Regions from separate parts of the Homo sapiens genome. Here region 1 is linked to region 2. The links are chromatin loops, found by intact Hi-C in ENCODE. Cell type or tissue: chondrocyte. All regions are shown on one strand. Links, peaks and the distances in the headings refer to the core of each region. The heading gives the core; the rest is flanking DNA.

The links. Peaks named below come from ENCODE experiments on the same cell type or tissue, not always from the same donor. Only the 100,000 strongest peaks of a DNase experiment are listed, where the experiment ranks them.
Region 1: it touches region 2 in a loop (2.1-fold over the local background); 24 of 110 quality-filtered maps call a loop at or near these places.

The regions. Positions count from the first base shown.
Region 1 is chr17:45,715,954-45,725,410 of GRCh38, forward strand. The region is part of intron 3 of LINC02210-CRHR1 (LINC02210-CRHR1 readthrough); the gene reads left to right. Among named protein-coding and RNA genes, the nearest start is that of CRHR1, 64 kb to the right of the region's middle. RefSeq lists an enhancer at 3,850-4,144. In chondrocyte, for the core only: CTCF peaks have their summits at 4,032, 4,235 and 6,393 (motif pointing right); a DNase peak (open chromatin) is centred at 4,548.
Region 2 is chr17:45,828,499-45,837,955 of GRCh38, forward strand. It overlaps LINC02210-CRHR1 (LINC02210-CRHR1 readthrough), which reads left to right. Exons shown (of 15, transcript NM_001256299.3): 7 at 717-823; 8 at 1,596-1,716; 9 at 1,919-2,072; 10 at 2,382-2,442; 11 at 4,640-4,712; 12 at 4,954-5,039; 13 at 5,216-5,351; 14 at 5,509-5,550; 15 at 6,126-7,330. The coding sequence starts at 1,687. The coding sequence ends at 6,266. CRHR1 (corticotropin releasing hormone receptor 1) reads left to right here. Exons shown (of 13, transcript NM_004382.5): 5 at 717-823; 6 at 1,596-1,716; 7 at 1,919-2,072; 8 at 2,382-2,442; 9 at 4,640-4,712; 10 at 4,954-5,039; 11 at 5,216-5,351; 12 at 5,509-5,550; 13 at 6,126-7,330. The coding sequence ends at 6,266. Among named protein-coding and RNA genes, the nearest start is that of SPPL2C, 12 kb to the right of the region's middle. In chondrocyte, for the core only: CTCF peaks have their summits at 3,817 (motif pointing left) and 4,036; no DNase peak of the experiment used is centred there.

The DNA of each region.
Region 1 (9,457 bases), core at 950-8,949, 110 kb before region 2:
GTGGATGGGATGGGCCCTGGGAACCTGTATTTTTAATGTTTGGGAACCATCAGCCTGGTCTCTCAGCTCCCCCGCAGTTCCTGTAGGCTGCTCTTCCAAGTGAGGACCATGCGGCTTGCCTTTGTGTGCTCCCCTCCCTTGAGTGGCATGCTGCACCCCAGCCTGAGCTAGGTGGTCCCAGCAAGGGATTAGGGAATGCCGATGGGAAGGAGGAATGACTTTCCAAGCCCAACAGGAATCTTGCCAGATGCCTCGGGACAATCATAAGCTCCATGGGACCTGTTCCCATTTTCTACTAGTGATGTGGCACTTCTCAGCTGGGAAAATGCACGCTGATGTGGGTGGATTTCCTTCTCCTTTTGCCCCCAGACCTGCCTCCACACACACGGGTGTGAGCATACACACACACACTAACATTCACACACACACCAAGGAATCTGATCTGAGGGATTGTCCTGGCCTTGGCCTTGTCTGCTCTTTGAAACAGCCGGATGTATGGAAGTTGCTGGGGGGTGGGGTGGGAGGAGGGGGCAGCTTAACTGTCTCATTTGTTTCAGTGGCTGTGGCTTCATCTACCCGCCAGCGGATGTTGGAGGGGGTCTCTTCCAGAGGGTAGTGGTGAAGCCCAGGAGGGTTCCAGGAACTCCCTCCATGGGAAATGCATGCTTTGTTTGTTTGTTTGTTTTGTTTGTTTGTTTTTAGAAGGAGTCTCACTCTGTCGCACAGGCTGGAGAGCAGTGGCGTGATCTCGGCTCACTGCAACCTCAGCTTCCCAGGTTCAAGCGATTCTCCTGCCTCAGCCTCCCAAGTAGCTGAGACTACAGGCAAGAGCCATCACACCCGGCTAATTTTTGTATTTTTAGTAGAGATGGGGTTTTACCATGTTGGCGAGGCTGGTCTCGAACTCCTGACCTCAAGTGATCCGCCCGCCTCGGCCTCCCGAAGTGCTGAAATTATAGGCCACTGCGCCTGGCCGGTTTTTTTTCGAGAGTGGTGGGGATGGATCATCAGAGTGGGCTTTGAAATGAGGCCAGCAGCAAAGAATCAACAAGAAATGAGGATCCACCGTGCCAGGAAAGCTCAGGGAGACTGCAGGAAGAACTGGGTTTTGTTGCTTTTAAATGATTTCATTTGTTAGAACAAAATCTAAAACCTACAAAAGGGTATCCTGTGGAAAGTGTCCTTTTCTTTCCAGACACACAGCCCCACCCCACATTAGCCACCGTTCCACTTTCTCACAGATCCTTTCAGAGACAGCCTGTGTCGATAAATGCATATGTGTGAAAATTACTTTTATTTTCCTGGAACAGGTAACACAGTTACACACCATGCATATACTTTGTGGGTTTTTTTTTTTTGGCTCCTTGATTTTTTCACTTATCCTGAAGATCTTTCAGCACACAGAGAGAGTTGCAACAGTTTTTATTTATTTATTTATTTAGAGACAGGGTCTCACCCTGTTGCCCAGGCTGGAGTGCAATGGCGCGATCTCGGCTCACTGCAATCTCTGCCTCCTGGGCTCACACGATCCTCCTGCTTCAGTTTCCTGAGTAGCTGGGACTACAGGCATGAGCCACCACACCCAGCTAATTTTTGTATATATATATATACATATATATATATACACATATACATATATATATACATATACATATATATGTGTGTATATATATATGTATATATGTGTATATATATATATATGTATATATGTATATATATATATGTATATATGTATATATATATATATATATATATTTTTTTTTTTTTTTTGTAGAGATGGGGTTTTGCCATGTTGCTCAGGTTGGTCTCAAACTCCTGAGCTCAAGCGATCTGTCCATCTCGGCCTCCCAAAGTGCTGGGATTACAGGCGTGAGCCATTGCACCTAGCCTAGTAGCCACAGTTTTTAAACAGTTGCTTGTATTCTATTTTACAGATAATTCATTTAGTCAATTCCTCCCTTAGCCATTTATCTTGTTTTTCAAGAGATGCTTCAATACAACAGCCCTGCATATACACCCTTTTACATTTAATCTGTGGGATAAATAACTAGGAGGAGAATTTCTGGGTCAGAGGGCATATACATGTTTAATTCTGATAGAGCCAACTTACCTTCTTCAGAGATTGTACTAATTTACACTCTCACCAGCAATGTATGAGGATATGTTACTTTGCTGATTTGACAGGTGAAAAAACACTATCCCCTTGTAGCATAATTTGCATTTCTTTTATGAGTGAGGTTGAACGTTTTTTCACCTGTTTAAAAACCACTAGTTCTTCTTTGTGAACTCTTCTTCTCCTTCTCCTCCTTCTCCTCCTCCTCATTCTCCTCTTCCTTCTCCTCCTCCTCCTCTGCCTCCTTCTTCTTCTTCTTTTTTGCTTCTTGTGAGGTTTTTCCTTTTTTTTTTTTTTTTTTAAGACAGGGTCTCACTCTATTGCCCAGGCTGGAGTGCAGTGGCATGATCTCAGCTCACTGCAACCTCTGCCTCCCAGGCTCAAGCAATCCTCCCACCTCAGCCTCCTGAGTAGCTGGGACTACAGACAGTGCCACCAAACCTGGCTAATTTTTGTATTTTTTGTAGAGACAGGGTTTTGCCATGTTGCCCAGGCTGGTCTCAGACTCCTAGGCTCAAGCAATCCACCCACCTTGGCCTCCCAAAGTGCTAGGATTATAGGCATGAGCCACCATACCACACTGTGAACTGTTCTTATGGCTCTGGAGGAATCTTCATATATATATATATAAAACTAAACCCTTTCCCTGTTCAAAGAGATGCCAGTTTGTTGTTTGCTTATGATATTTTTCCCCTGGAGGAAATATGACTTTTATATAGTCAAATTTGTCAACTTTTTCTTTATGCTTTCTAGGTTTTGTACCCTATTTTTTAAAGGTCTTTCCATCTCCATTTAATTTTTAAAATCTCTCGGTAGTATTTTTATGACTCATTTATATATTTAAGACTTTAAAGCATCTGAGATTTAGATAAGGTACAATGTTTGGGCAAGTGCTTCGTATGTTTTCAAGTATTTTTTCTTTAATGCCAATTAGTTACGAAATTCAGCCCCATAAAAATTCTTTGGGGCATGCAAATGAGATTGCATTTGCTCTAGTTTTTGGGTAAAGAGAGGCTTTTTTTAGAGCAACTTTGTTTTCCAGATAACTACTGAGTTGTTCAATTTTTAAAATACGTAATCCATCGTATCCCCAGTGATTTGAAACACATTCTTTACCACATACCAGATTGGTGTTTCTTTCTGGTTTCATTCTATACTTTTTTTTTCTGTTCCATTGATCTATCTACTCGTGTTGTTTTAATTGCCATTTCTTTATACTGTTTTAAATATCTGGTAGGTCTGGGCCCCCTCACTATTCTTTTTTAGAATATGCCTATTCTTGCTTGGTTATTTTTCTCTATAAACTTTAGAATGGGCTTTACTAATTCCAAAAAGGAAGAACCGGTACAGCTGGTGTGGGTGAGCAGGGGATGCCACCTGCCTCCTCTGGTCCTGGTATGCAGAGTCCAGCAGAAAGAATGATGTCATGCTGCACAGTTACAGGTGGCTCAGGAATGTTCTCCTTTCTCTCCTGCTTAATCAAGGAGGGCTTCAGTGGAAAAGGCAGAGAGGGGAAGAAGAAGCAAGAGAAAAAGGAGAGGTGGAAGAGAATTTTGAAGCAAGGAAGAAGAGGCTTCCTGGCAGAAAGGACTGAAGACACTCTGGGGGAGAAGAGACAGAGAGAGATGAAGCATCAGAAATCAAGGCTGCAGGGAGGGTTCCTTGCGGAGATTGGAAAATGGTGGGTGGGAGAGGAGGTGGAGGCCAGCTGGAAGGCTTGAGCCTAAGGCAGGTTGGGGGTGGCCTGGAACTGATGGAAGATGTGGTTAGAGGGAGTCAGTCTGCCTCTGAGTCATGCGCATAGGACTTCAGTCAGCAAGCTGCCCTGGCTGAGTGGAAGACAGACAGAAATGGAATGAAAGCCAGAAACTCCAACTGTCTTCTCAGGCTGGCCACCAGAGGTGCAGTCTCATGTTCCTTCTGGTTACAAATGATCCCTACCTCCCAGGAAACCACAGTGTGGGGTTTTGAATAGACTGCTGTGCATTTACTCATGGAGAGGAGTCGGAAGCTAATTTTGAGAGTGTATGAAGTAGTTTTACATCCTGGGCTACAACAGAAGCATATCCTGGCACAGGGGTGTTGTGGCTGTGTTTCATTAGGAGCTGTAATTCTCCAGACCAAAGAAAGTGGCAGGGAGCTCAGCCCTGGGAACAGTGGGCACAGAGTCAGGGGATGCCCAGGATAGGGGCGATGCTGGCACTGCGGAAGGAAGCTAGGCCTGCAGGAGCCCGAGTTTGGGCCACATTCAGCCTTGTCAGGGTTGCAAGAAAGGGTGGATGATGAGTGCACGGGCAAAAATGGGCCTGCGGGTTCTCTGTCAAGAGCTTCACTCGCTTCCAGCTAGAGCCCCTGGCAAATGACTTCTCACACCAGGAAGACACCCCTGTGGGAAGACACTCCCAGACCCAGCAGGCCCACGTGCTCCGCAAACGGACCCTGTGCCACAGTTTTTCTCTGCTGCAGTGCCCGGCTTCAGAGCCCCCGTACAGGGTGGCTGGGAAGACCTCTTCCCTGTGCCCCCGCTCAAGCTGGCTCTTCTCTCTGCTGTCTTCTGGGCTGGGCTGACCGGGAAACAGGATACTGCTTTGCCTGCCCTATTGGCCTAAAAACGTTTCCTTCCTCTGCAATTAGAATCATGGAATATCACCGGATCCAATTCCCTCTGAAATTTCTCCCTGAAATTTCAAAGCTCAGAAAGGGCACCCGAGGGTCCCACAGCCACACGAAGTTCTAGGTGTGACCTGCGTCAAAGAACCAAATTTCAACAAGTTGAGTTTAGTAAGTTTAATAATAAGGCCCAATGACACTGTCATCTAATTGACTTTTATTAGGGATTTATGAATCAGGCAGTATTCCATCTAGGAAATGTCTAGAAAGGTGCTCCACCCCATTGGCAGAACAGTTGTTTGAGATTTGTTGTTGTTATTTTGCTTTGTTTTGAGACAGGGCCTCACTCTGTCACCCAGGATGAAGTGCAGTGGCACAATTATGCCTCACTACAGCAGCCTCGAACTCCTGGGCTCAAGTGATCCTCCCACCTCAGCCTCCTGAGTAGCTGAGACTATAGGCGCACATCACCATGCCCAGCCAATTTTAAATTTTTTTCTTTTATAGAGCCAGGGTCTCACTACATTACCTAGGCTAGTCTCAAAACTCCTGGCTTCAAGCAATCTTCCTGCCTTGGCTTCTCAACGTGCTGGGATTACAGGCATGAGCCACTGCACCTGGCCAAGGACAGTTGGTTTTTGTATGGTAACTTGAGCAGGAACAAGAAAACAGCATAGTACAAAAAAGAAGATTGGTTAACATTAGGTTACTTCAGGTTACTTTCCTCGTAAGGGTTAATGCAGAGACTTTCTTCTTCAGCCAACTAAAACTGGCCTGTTTGGGGATTTGGCTACCATCTCTCTCCTGATTTCTTGGAAGGTCAGATCTCATAAGTAAACAACTTAGGTTTCGGTTTGGTCATGTAACCTTAGCATGAGTGACTCCATTTTGGGTTGAGCTATTAGAGCCTAGTGCAGGAGCTTAGTCCAAATCAATGCCCTCCCATACATTTTATTTAACACCAGAATCCAGGTCATTGGCTTCTAGCCACTGGTCTGTCACCTAGTCTAGGTCTCCTCCTGTGTACCACAGGGCACATTCAGTATCCCACCAGGGTGTGGAAGTCGTCTTCCTTCCAGAGAGTCAGGAAACCTTGCTTTTAATGAGCTCAGGGGCCAGCATCTTGAGGGCCTGCGTTTATTTTCAGTTAGAGCGGATGGAATGTTGTTTGTGGTTTGCTTTTTTAATACAAAATGGGCTGTGGAAATGAAGCTGCCTATACAACTCTGTAGGGAGCTGGCCGGCTTTAGCAGAAAATGTTCTTGCCGGGGACCCGAGACTTAAGCTCTATCTGGAAGTTCCTTCCCTGCTCTTGGCCTCAATTTCCATTCTGTAGATGGAGAAGGTTGGATTGAGGAGTGTCTGAAGGCCCTTCTGGCTCTGACTTGCTTTGCTTTTGTGAAAGGGCTATAAGGCCCTTGTCACCGTCCCCAGCACCACAGTGGAGACGGGGTGAGACCCTCCAAAGTCTTTTCCCACAGATGGAGTTGGCATGATTTGTATGAAGCACTCTCAGGCCTCCCCAGGGGGGCCACTCCTGTGCCTTCTGCTCAGCAGGTCTTCATGGGGTGGGGCTGACAGTCTACTCTCCTGGCACTTCACACACAGCTCATCTTTAGAAGGACAGTGGCTTTAGACAGTCTCCCTGGGACCCAGCCTGAGGCCACTGTCCAGCAGGGGGAGAGACAGCCCAGAGATGGAAGCAGCCGGGAGAGCAAAACACTCCTCACCACCAGGCTGGCCCAGCTGGGCTCTTCCTGGCCCAGCGCTGCCCTCCATCGTCCGTGTAGCGGTGGAGCCCCCAGTAAAAGCACTTGCTTTCAAAGTGCCTCAGAGGGAAAAATACAACACTTCACGACATTAGAAACGTGAGAATGGTCACAAGTACATGAAAGCCGTGATGTAAGTCGTGAAATAAAAGTCCAAGTTCTATATGTGTTGAAATAGTATTTAAAAAAGAAAAAACCAGCCAGGCGTGGTGGCTCACACCTGTAATCCCAGCCCTTTGGGAGGCAGAGGCAGGAGGATCGCTTGAACCCAGGAGTTCAAGACCAGCCTGGGCAGCATGTGAGACCCCATCTCTACAACACAATTTAAAAATCAGCCAGGCGTGGTGGCGTGCACATGTGGTCCCAGCTGTTCAGGAGGTTGAAGTGGGAGAATTGCTTGAGCCTGGGAGTTCCAGGCTGCAGTAAGCCATGATTGTGCCACTGCACTCCAGCCTGGGTGACAGAGTGAAAACTGTCTCATGAAAAAATAAAAAGGAAAAAACCAAATTAGGAAAAACTGTAACCCTGCAGCAGCGTAAAACAGGTGACAATGACACTTCTATTACATCACCTGTGACAGACCCCTTATCCTTCATGGATTTTGGTTCATGCCAGTGTGTTGTAGAGTTTTGCATCTGACTCCCTCTCAGTAATCAGCTGGGGATTTTCCTTGGTGTATTAGTTAGTATAAGCCAGGCTGTTGTCACAAACCACCTAACAAAAACTCAGAAGATAGAAGTTGAATTCTCTTTCCTCTAATCAGGTGGATATTTCAAGTCAGTGGGTGACTTCACTCACACAGAAGAACAGGGATCCAGATTCCTTCTGTGGTGTGGCTCTGTTGACCCCTAGTTTAGGTGTCCATGGAGGCATACCCGCTGTCTTAGGGCTTATCTTAGTCCATTCATGCTGCTGTACAAAAATACCTTAGACTGGGTAGCTTATAAACAACAGAAATTTATTGCTCACAGTTCTAGAAGCTGGGAAGTTCAAGATCAAGGTGGCAGCAGATTCGGTGCCTGGTAAGGTCTCACTCTCCGCCTCATAGATGGCACCTTCTCGCTGGCTTTGCATGGTGGAATGGTGGAAGAAGGGAACAAGCTCCCTTGGGCCTCTTTTATAAGGGCATTAATTCCTTAAAAAAGGTGGAGCCCTCATCACCTAATCGTCTTCCACAGTCCCCAACTCTTAATACTATTGTATTGGGGATCAGGTATCAACACAATTCTGGGGAAACATGAACATTCAGGCCAGGGTTCCAGCCTGGAAGTGAGCACCCTTTTTGCTCACATTCTGTTGATGAGAACTTAGGGCTGTGGTCACATCTAACTGCCACGGAGGCTGACTAATGTGGTTCTTAGCCAGGTTCGCACATGCTCAAATCCAACTGTATTACTGAGGAAGAAAGAGAATATATAATTTCATAAATTACCAGCAGTCTCTGTAGCTTTCAAAACTATGTCAACCCAAAAGTTTGTATTTTTCCTCTGCCAGTCCCTTCTTGTGACAATGTCTTTTTAGCAGCATTTCTCCACTATTTACCATCTCTCCCTCACTCTTCTTTCCCCTCCTTCTTTCTTTCCCTCAACACACCCCTCACTCTCACTGTTTTACCTCTTCCCTCACTGAGTACAGAATCCCTAGGATAAACAGGATGGAGTTTCCAAGTTCCATGGGTCAGGACACACCAGACTGGGTTATGGATAAGGACAATGGTATACATTCCTGCCTTCTTTGCCTACACTAGCCCATGAGCACTTCACCCATGCTAAGCCATCTTCGGCCCAAATGGCCCTTGAGCATGCATTTGAAAAACAGGTGGAAGATAAAACAAGAAGCATGCATTGGTTTTGCAGGTGGAAGACCTAGATTTCATGTCCTGCCAGTTACTAATTGTGTGGTCCTGAGTAGGTCTCCTCACTTCTGCTCTGAGTATCTCTTCATTGAAAAAATGGAGCAAATGCAATTTCACCTGCAAACCCCAGAGTTTTTATGAGGCTGAAGCAGGATAATGTTTGGCAAGAGCTTTTTATATTTTCAAGTATTTTTCTTTAATTTAAGCATATTTATTTTATAGTCTGAATTTTATAATTTCAATAGCTGAGGTCTTCTGAAGGTCTAATTCTGCTGTTTGTTTTATCTGCTGATTTTTCACTCAAGGTGGTTTATTTTATCGTGTACCTTGTAATTGTAGGTTGTGAGCTCATATTCACAACCTCTCTCTGTGAGAATCCTGTTAAGTATGACTTAAAAGCGTCAGCTTCAGGGCTGGGCGTAGTGGCTCATGCCTGTAATCCCAGCACTTTGGGAGGCTGAGATGGGCAGATCACTTGAGGTCAGGAGTTTGAGACCAGCCTGGGTAATATGGTGAAACCCCATCTCTACCAAACATACAAAAAAAATTAGCCAGGAGTGGTGGCACATGCCTGTAGTCCCAGCTACTTGGGAGGCTGAGGCAGAAGGATTGCTTGAGCCTGGGAGAAGGAGGTTGCAGTGAGCTGAGATCATGCCAGTGCATTCCAGCCTGGGCTACAGAGCCACTCTGTCTTAAAAAAAAAAAAAAAGTGTCAGCTTCAAAGAGGATTAACATTAACACTCCTGAGTGCTACCAACCTGATCCCACTTTGTAAGTAAATTTCTCAGTTTGGAGTTTTCCAAATCACATATGCAGTCTACCTTAAAACCCCAACCCTCAGAGGAGAAGAGCCTATGACTCTATGATTCCAAATTCTCAGTGAAGGCTGGTTTTTTTCAACTCAGAGCCCAGATCAAGACAGACATATTTCCTTCAGTCCCTCTTTGCTGATGAGTCTACTTTTCCCTCCAAATGTAACCTTTCAAGGATCTAGATTTTATGCTGTGGTCTCACTTCCACCTTCTCACATTGCTTGAGTCCCCATGTGGACTTTAAAATTCAAGACTCTGTGAAGTAACTGAGCTAATGCCTCAAGGGGAGCTTTCACCC
Region 2 (9,457 bases), core at 673-8,672:
GAGGAGGGCAGTGACCTCCATCAGTATATTAAATTCATTAAGAAATAAACCCGGGGAATGTGTTACAGTCCTGGGAGAGGATCCTGCTCACTCTGCACAGATCCCCTTGGGCCAGGGATGGGGAAGGCCCCGGAAAGTGAGTTATGGAGCCTAAGGAGACTTTTCTGTGGTTTCTGCTGATTCTGTGGATGCCAGAGCCCAGCAGCTGCCCGGCCCCTCCTTGCTCACAGGAGCAGGCGGCATTGCAGCAGGAGGGATTTAGGGGTGGCTGAGAAGGTGGTGACTCAGTTCAGAAATGGGTGGAGAAGAGAAATCCCGGGAGTTTGGTGTCTCTGCAGCTGAGAGGTCCACCTGGTGTTCTGACTGGGTGGCAGCATGGGTAGATGCGAGTGTGAGGGCGCACCTGTGAGCCGGCCACATGTGCTTGTGCATGCAGGGGCGGGGGGTCCATGTGGAGTGGGGAATCCCACGTGATGTGGAGATTCAGTTCGACACAACACGGAGCAGTGAACACAGCATGGGATTCAGGGACAAGCAGAGCCTCAAACTGGACGGCGTTGCTCTGCAGCGAGGCCTGACCCTCAGCAGATGCTCAGGAAGGGGGAGTGGCCCTTGAGATCATGACCCGCTCCATCCCAGCCACCCCTAGGCGATGTCCTCACAGAGCAGCTCCCATCCAGCAGAAGGCTCACCTCTGCCCCTCTCTCCTGCTCCAGAAAAAAAGCAAGGTGCACTACCATGTCGCAGTCATCATCAACTACCTGGGCCACTGTATCTCCCTGGTGGCCCTCCTGGTGGCCTTTGTCCTCTTTCTGCGGCTCAGGTGAGAAGACCCCAGCACTGCCTCCTCCTGTCCCCAGGACCTAGAGCAGAAGCAGGGTGGAGAAGTGAGAGGAGCAGCTCTAGGTTGGGGTGGGGGTTGCTGGGAGAGGGTGGCAGGGGCTGGCTTATCTGAGAGTCTCAGGTCTCTGGGAACCTCTGGCAGAGCCGCTCTGCCCTCTCCCCAGTAGCTGCTGGAATGGTGGGGAGGGACAAAACTTGTCTTATGTCACCCATACCCAGGCCAGGCTGCACCCATTGGGGTGACCAGGCAGATGGAGCCCTGGAGGTGGGGGCTCCATGGAGTGGTGCCCCATTTCAGGTTCGAAGGTACCTGGGCCCCAGCACTACCGCCAAGGATGCAGGTGGCAGAGCCGGGGATGGGGATGGTTGGGATCAGGAGCCGAGCATCAGGGCTGGAGGCTGGGAGCAGGGCTGACCCCTGTGACTGTCCATCCTGGAATGGCAGGGAGTAGAAGGCACCCCCAGGGGAAGCGGGCATCGCCAGGAATCCAGCTGCCCTGGTCCATGGAGCACAGGCTCCATGGAGTGCCAGGCTCTGCCTGGGGCTTATGTCTGGGTGGGCTGCAGGCAGGAAGGGCTCCATGGGGCATTAGGAGAGCCTGGCTGTCACCTCCCTGTGTGACTTGGCCAGTCAGCCCCACCCTGTGCCTCAGTTTCCTCATCTACACATCTGGGCTGGGGTGATGGAGGTGGCCTACCCCTCATCCTCTCTCTCCTATCGCTCCCATCATCCACCCGCCCTGCTGCACCAGGAGCATCCGGTGCCTGCGAAACATCATCCACTGGAACCTCATCTCCGCCTTCATCCTGCGCAACGCCACCTGGTTCGTGGTCCAGCTAACCATGAGCCCCGAGGTCCACCAGAGCAACGTGGTACGTCCTGGCAGGGGAGCGGGGAGCAGGTCAGGCCAAACCCAGGTCAGAGGAGGGGCCCGCCTGCCCTGCAGAGGAGGAGCCCACAGAACAGGAGTGGGATCCCAGGGTATGCCCTGTCCTGCCCTGGGGAGGCCCAGGCCCAGGGTTTGGTGCCTCCCCTGCCCCCCATCATCATCTCTGGTTGGGGGTGGGGTGGCAGGGCTGGTGCAGGTTGGTGACAGCCGCCTACAACTACTTCCATGTGACCAACTTCTTCTGGATGTTCGGCGAGGGCTGCTACCTGCACACAGCCATCGTGCTCACCTACTCCACTGACCGGCTGCGCAAATGGATGTTCATCTGCATTGGCTGGGGTGAGCTGGGCAGCCACCTCCGCAGCCTGGGCAGTGGCGGCCGCCGGGCTGCCCTCTCCTCCAGACTCAGGCCAGCGGGCTGGGGGGCCTGAGGGATGGAGGTCGGGTTGGGGCGGTAAGGTGTGCACGATAGCCCTCTGCTCCTCTTGGGGGTGGGCGGCAGTAGAAGCACCTTGAAGGAGGTGTGTGAGTTTGAGATCCACCCTGAGTAACCCCAGACCCCCTGGAGCCTGGGCTGCACTGGGGTTCTCCAGGCCCACATCCTCCAGCCCCCGCTGAGGGCTCTGTGACAGCCCATCTCTCCCCCAGGTGTGCCCTTCCCCATCATTGTGGCCTGGGCCATTGGGAAGCTGTACTACGACAATGAGAAGTAAGTCATCTCCTTTCCCTTCCTGACCCCAAGGTTTAGGCTCCCAGCCCAGCTTGGTGACACTCCCCACGGGCATTGGCCATGCTGGCTTTTTCCCCTCAGGACCATGGTTTCTGCATCTATAAAGGGAGAGATCTGGGGGCTGGACTCATTCAGAGGGTCCCTGCCTGTGCTCTGCCTGGGTGGGGCTGGACAAGCAGGACCCAGCCTCCTTTATCTGCCTTGAGCTTACACAGGAAGCAGCCTGGAGCCAGACTGCCCAGGTTCAAATAGCTGTGTGACCTTGGACAGATTACTGCAGTGTGCCTCAGTTTCCTCATCTGTAAAATGGACATGCTACTGCCTCAAAGGGCTGTTGTGGGGTGATATGAGTCCATCTATATTAAGCATTTACAATAGCTCCTGGCACATAGAGTAAATGCTATATAAATGTGTTCTATTAATATTAAGACATCTTAATAAAAGAGTCCATGAATTTAATAGAAGTGGACCTAGATGATCTCAGAGGCTTCTTCCAGCTCTGAAGTTCTTTGGTTCCTTATGAAATGGACTCAGATGTTTCCAATCGTGCCTGGAAACTTGATTTCTGCTGCAGTGGAGCTCAACTTTGGCTCACATTAGAATCACCTGGAATGCTTGGAAAAGTACCAATGCCCAGGCTTCACCCTCAGAGAATCAGGCGCAATTGGTCTGGGGTGTGGCCTGGCACCCAGAAGTCTTGAAAACTGCCCAGGTGATTCTAATGTGCAGCTCAGATTGAGAACCACTGAGAGAGAGCGGGGCAGAAAAGGTGGACATGGATGGCAGGGGAGCCCCAGGACCTTCTTTGCCAAACAAGTGTTCCCGGGAACCTATCTGACTGACGGACCTGGCGTCCAAGTGGCCTCCACCACAGTGACAAGCCCTCTCCTCCCCCATGGAGGGGAGGGGGCCTGCACGGCTTCATTGGGCTGAAAGAGGAGCCTGGAAGATTATCTTGCGTGTTTATGTGGTTGACTCCCTCCTGACTCCCTCCTGACTCAGGCTGGCTGAGGCCTTGGGAAGCCGAGGCAGGCGGATCACTTGAGGTCAGGAGTTTGAGACCAGCCTGGCTAACATGGTGAAACCCCGTATCTACTAAAAAAAAAACAAAAAAACAAAAATTAGCTGGGTGTGGTGGTGCGCACCTGTAGTCCAGCTACTCGGGAAGGCTGAGGCAGGAGAATCTCTTGAACCCAGGAGGCAGAGGTTGCAGTGAGCCAAGATCGTGCCACTGCACTCCAGCCTGGGCAACAGAGTGAGACTCCATGAGTCTCAAAAAACAAAGCAAAACAAAAACTGTTTGGGCTAAAGGAGAAAGTGAGTCTGAGCGGCTCTGAAGCTCCACCTGGTGGTGAGAATTCAACACTGCAACAGAGAGGATCTGGGTGTGAGAAACCAGAAACGAACTTGCAGACCAGAGGCCCGAGGACTGGACCCGGCCCTCAGAAGCTGTGTGTGGCCAGCATGGTGTTTTCTGAAAACTCGATTTTGTAGCCAACCTTTAAAAAATCCAAAGGTTTCATTTACAAATCTCAATTTCTGGCTTATGAGATCTAGCCACTGGGGGTCTTCATACCCACGAGGACATAAGGGCTTCCAGTTTGTCTGGTCCCCACCCACTCCCCAGGCCTCCCTGGAGCTTGCTGGAGGGACACTCGGGAAAATGCAAAGCAATTACCTCCTGCAGCAGGTAGAACCTGTGCAAGTATTCCTCTCAAGGTTGTTCAGGCTGTGACTGGACAGATTCAGGCTGAGATTGCGAACTGCTGGGTGCCCACTGGGTGACAGGTGTGGTGCCACTCCCACCAGCAGCCCCCCAGAGGGCATGCTGGGCCTCAGCCACTGCCAGGGGACTGTGAGGAGGAGCCGAGGATGCAGCCTCGTGTTGGGCCCATGCCCGTTCCCAGCCACTCAGTCTTTCCCACTGTCTACCTCCTGCCCCGGTGCTTGCTTCCAACTTTGCATCTCATCACAGAGGATGCTGTCCGTTCTGCAGATGGGACAATTGAGGCATGGCAGTGGGATCAAGTGACTTGACCTTCTGCCAGGGTTGGAATTGGGACATCTACCTCTTGGCCTCCAGCCCCAGTCCTGTCCTGGCCAAGCACTGTCCCTCCCCATGCCATCGAGGTGGACGCAGATGACCCTTCCTCCCCTTTCCTCTGTGGCCTTCTAGGTGCTGGTTTGGCAAAAGGCCTGGGGTGTACACCGACTACATCTACCAGGGCCCCATGATCCTGGTCCTGCTGGTAAGAACCTGGGTAGGGGCAGGAGACAGGGCCCAGTGGGGAGGGGCAATCAGTGCCAACCGTGGACAGAAAGGACTCCTCTACCTAGAGGTGGGGGCCACCCAAAGAGGGGGCATGGGTCAGAGATGTGCAGGTGCTCATGAGGAGGAGGGAGAACAGCAGGGGCACTGAGGCCAGAGCTGAGAAGCCTGGGTCCCAAGCCTCTTGCACACTCCGGCCCGCTGGTGTGCTCAAATTGCAGATCAATTTCATCTTCCTTTTCAACATCGTCCGCATCCTCATGACCAAGCTCCGGGCATCCACCACGTCTGAGACCATTCAGTACAGGTAACCGGGTACCACCTTCCTCAGGCCTCCCCCTGATGAAACCCCTGCTCCCCATGCCTCTCACGTGCCAGAGACCTGCCACTCCCTCCCCCGACCTGGCCCTCTTTGCCGAGCCAGCGGGCAGCCCGTCCTGGGGTGGGCTGTGACTCCGAGCCTCCCCACCCGCCCCACCCCAGGAAGGCTGTGAAAGCCACTCTGGTGCTGCTGCCCCTCCTGGGCATCACCTACATGCTGTTCTTCGTCAATCCCGGGGAGGATGAGGTCTCCCGGGTCGTCTTCATCTACTTCAACTCCTTCCTGGAATCCTTCCAGGTACAGCCCTGGAGGGACACATCAGCACCTCCTTGGGTGGGGATTCTGCCAAGCAGAGGCCTGGAGGGCAGGAGGCCAGGGAGAAGCAAGGGGCAGCCCAGAGGCTGGGTGGGCAACACCTGCAGCCGACCTTTGACGCCTCCTCTCTCCTCCCCAGGGCTTCTTTGTGTCTGTGTTCTACTGTTTCCTCAATAGTGAGGTGAGGACCCGGGGGCCCTGCAGCGGGGTTCAGGGCTGTGAGGCCTGTTGGGACTGGCGATTGTCTAGAGCCTTCTCCTCCCCTCCCAGGGCTGCCTCTCTCCCTCCCTGCTCCTAGGTCCCTAGGGGTATGCTGCTGGGAGCCCCAGGGTGGCCCCTCCCACCTGTCCACTCCCACAGTGACAGCCCCCTCCTTTGCTCTCAGAGGCCGCTGGCACCAGGCTGGAAGCCAGAGCTCCAGTATCTTTGATGAGCCTGTGAAAACCAGGAAGGGCTGAGCCCTGGGCAGGGGATACATGTGGGTTGAGGGCAGGGAGCCTTCATGGCAAAGGGCATATGGTGCCTTCGTGTGGGTTAGAAAAGGGTGCCCCTTCCCCAGGACATTTGAGAAACCTGTTCCGACAAATATGCAAAGCAGTCGTGTTAAGGCTGTGAGTGTCATCCCCTACTGAGGACTTCCATGTACTCAGCTGACCTGCACAGCCGCTTACCTGCACAGCTGCTCGTGGCGGCCCAGGGGAGGGAGGGGGTCCTGAGCCACAGGCTCAGATGTCGTGCTCCTCCCTGTGCCCACAGGTCCGTTCTGCCATCCGGAAGAGGTGGCACCGGTGGCAGGACAAGCACTCGATCCGTGCCCGAGTGGCCCGTGCCATGTCCATCCCCACCTCCCCAACCCGTGTCAGCTTTCACAGCATCAAGCAGTCCACAGCAGTCTGAGCTGGCAGGTCATGGAGCAGCCCCCAAAGAGCTGTGGCTGGGGGGATGACGGCCAGGCTCCCTGACCACCCTGCCTGTGGAGGTGACCTGTTAGGTCTCATGCCCACTCCCCCAGGAGCAGCTGGCACTGACAGCCTGGGGGGGCCGCTCTCCCCCTGCAGCCGTGCAGGACTCTAGCTCATGAGTGGAAAGTCACCTACAGGACTGGGCCGGGCCCAGGGCCTCTGGCTTCCCTGCCCAATCCTCCCTGGAGAAGGGACATGGGAATGAATTGAAATGGGGCGCTGGACACCTACAGCAGCACGCATGTCCCTCCAAGGCTGTCTTCTCCCAGAGCACAAGAAGGCCAGCCCACTGGGCCCTGGGGCTGCCCTCGGCAACCGTGGGGAGGCCATTTGCTGCCCTGGGGCATCATGGGCAACTCGTGACAGCCTCTGACTCACCACGATGACGCCTCTGGACCTCGGTGATGCCTTCCGACACCACTGGGAACCAAGGGCCCTCACTCAGGAACCCTGGAGACAGAAGTCAGGTGTCATCATCAGACTTGCGGCCACAGCACTAGAGTCACCCCCCCAGGCCTCCAGAACCTTACTGGCACTGTGGCACTGCCACCAGCAATGCCCTGCCTTGCTGCCTTCACCCTGAACATTTAGTACCCTGCAGGCCAGGCCAGCTTCCCCTCACTTAACCACCCCATACCAGTCACCTCCTGCTCCTTTTCCTCTTTTGTGAGAAGATGGGGGCTGGAGGGGGCAGAGTGGCCTGTGAGCAAGAGCCAGGGGTGTCCCAGTCCCAGCCTCTGGGGCAGAGCTTGTAGCCCTGGATGGCCTCTGGGGCAGGACCACTAGCTAAGCAAGCCAGGAGAAGACCCCTGCCCAAGTGGCTCTTGGGACAACGTGCTGCTTACACTCCAGGTGTGGACCGGCCGCAGCCCCCACTGACCTGCCCATGTCCAGAGGGACTGGACAGCCAGGGCAGGGCTTTGGGGGGCACTAGAAGATGAGGGTGTCGGCTGTGAGGCGGGTGGCTGGTATAAATAATATTTATCTTTTCAACCAGCATTTGTGAAGGCCTGGACTCCACAGGGGGCTGGATGGAGAGGGTGTCTCACAGAGGTGGGGGCTGCTTCCCAGCTTTCAGGGGCTGCTGTGTTGCTGAGAAACCTGACCCCACTCTCACCCCGGCAAGGATGGTGCCAGGAGAGCCCCTGAGGGCCGGGAGAGGGGTGAGGGCAGGAGGGAGGGCTTCGAGGAACAGGTGGGTCTGGCCAGGGCCCCCTTAGTTAGGGACAGCTTGTTGTGAGGAGGTGAATTAGAGGGAGAGGAGGGCCACGGTTAGGGATGCAGAGGAGGGACACCATGGGTCAGGGGAAGGAACAAAGGAGACGGGAGTGTGTCCCAGCCCCAGGCAGGAGCTGTGCTGATTGGTGGGAAGCAGAATTAGGATGCTGGGCCACTGGACAGGCTGTGAATGCAGCTGTCTCCACTAGGGCCGCCACAAGAAGCCATCCCTGAGACCCTGAGGTTTCTTGTGCAAACTCGAGGGAAGGGGAGTACAGAGAGGGCAACAGGGAGTGAAGCCAGGCAAGGAAGGCAGGGGAAAGGTGGGGGCTAGAGGGGGACACGGTAGCCTGTGAGCAAGAGACAGGTATGCCCCAGCCCTGGCCAGTGCCGCTCTGAGGTGGGTGGCACACTCAGGCTCCCCTGGCTTGCTGGCTTCAGTGCCCCCAACTCCGGGCCAGAGCTTGTATAGCCCTGGGTGGCCTCTGGGGCAGGACTGACACTCCAACACTGTTGTGGGCGCCTGGAGCTCCCTTCCGCTGGGGAAGCCCTCCCTCATCCCACCCAACAGGTGAGGGAGCTGGGGTATTTATCCACCATCTCCCATCAGCTGCGGGTTGAGGGCTGCTCCCAGGGGGACATGAACTCTTCTGCATTCCCACATCAGGCTACAGAGGGCCAGAGAGAGTTCTCCGGCACAGTGATGTGCGGGTGGGTGGAAGCCAGTGTGTGCTGCATTGGAGGGGCAGGGGGTGTGGGTGGAACACCAGAACTGGACACAGGGCCCCACTGCAGCCCGGGCCTTGTCTCTGGGTCTCTCTAACCAGGGAGGAGAGCCCCGTGGGTGGGACGTGTGTATACACATGTGCACTTGTGCACCCAGGCGCACACAAGAGCTTGCAGTGTCAGGACACCAGGAACAGACAAAGGTGACACAGTGCCGAAAGCCCCGCAGCTCCTGCTGAGGGAGGGCACGTTTCGTTGGGGAGGGCCTGGGCCCGGGTGTAGCTAAGGATATCCTTGAAGGCCCTATGGGGTACTCTGCTCTGCCAATTCTCCAAGCTCTGTGCCCTGAAGTAGAGAGATGGGGTGGGGGACCCAGGGAGCACCGTGACAGAGGTAGGCTGGAGGCTTCCAGAGCAACGTGGGGGATATTGTGGGGAGTGGGAAGAAGCCCAGTAAAGGGTCCTGGCTGCCTGGAGAGACTAGAAGTGACCTGAGTCTCTAATGGCCACAACGGAGACAGCTTTCCCAACTCTGCCTCTCACCCAGTGAAGGTGGAGAAGTGAGAAGGCGAGGCTTTCCCGAGACAATGCCAGTGGGGATGGGATGAGGGTCGCACCGCAGGGGTGGAGGAGCCGAGAGGGTGGGGGTGAGGGGAAGACAGGGAAGGGACGGTACAGACCAGGAAGTGTGGATAAGCCCAGCCAGGCCGCACCCCGCTTTCCTGAGTGGGCTTCCTGGCTGCTCTCACTGCCAGGCACCTTCTGGGCACCTACTGTGTGCTCAGCACTGTGCTAGGTCTTGGGTGAGAGATGAGCAGCCACCCAGGGGGGACCCCAGGGACCCCCCAAAAAACACAAAGCTCAGAGCCTCTGGCTCTGGAAGGCCACCAAGAGGACAGCTCCAAGACAAGTCTGAGGGTCATCGGAGAAGCTGGAGGCGGAATCCCTGGGCAGGCAGATGGAGCCTGGGGCTCCCCTCCCATTGAGAGAATCTGAGGGCGGAGGGGCTGCTTCAGGGAACAGCCAGGAACATCTGAGCCTCAGAACCTGCAGCCCAGAGGCCCAGAGTTCTATCATCTCCCATGGCAGACATGCGCTCTGGGCTTCGTCGCAGAGAAGGCAGCCCTGAGACCAGGCATCTGGGCCATTCTGCTCAGGTTCAGCTTGGGGTGGCGAGGCCCCT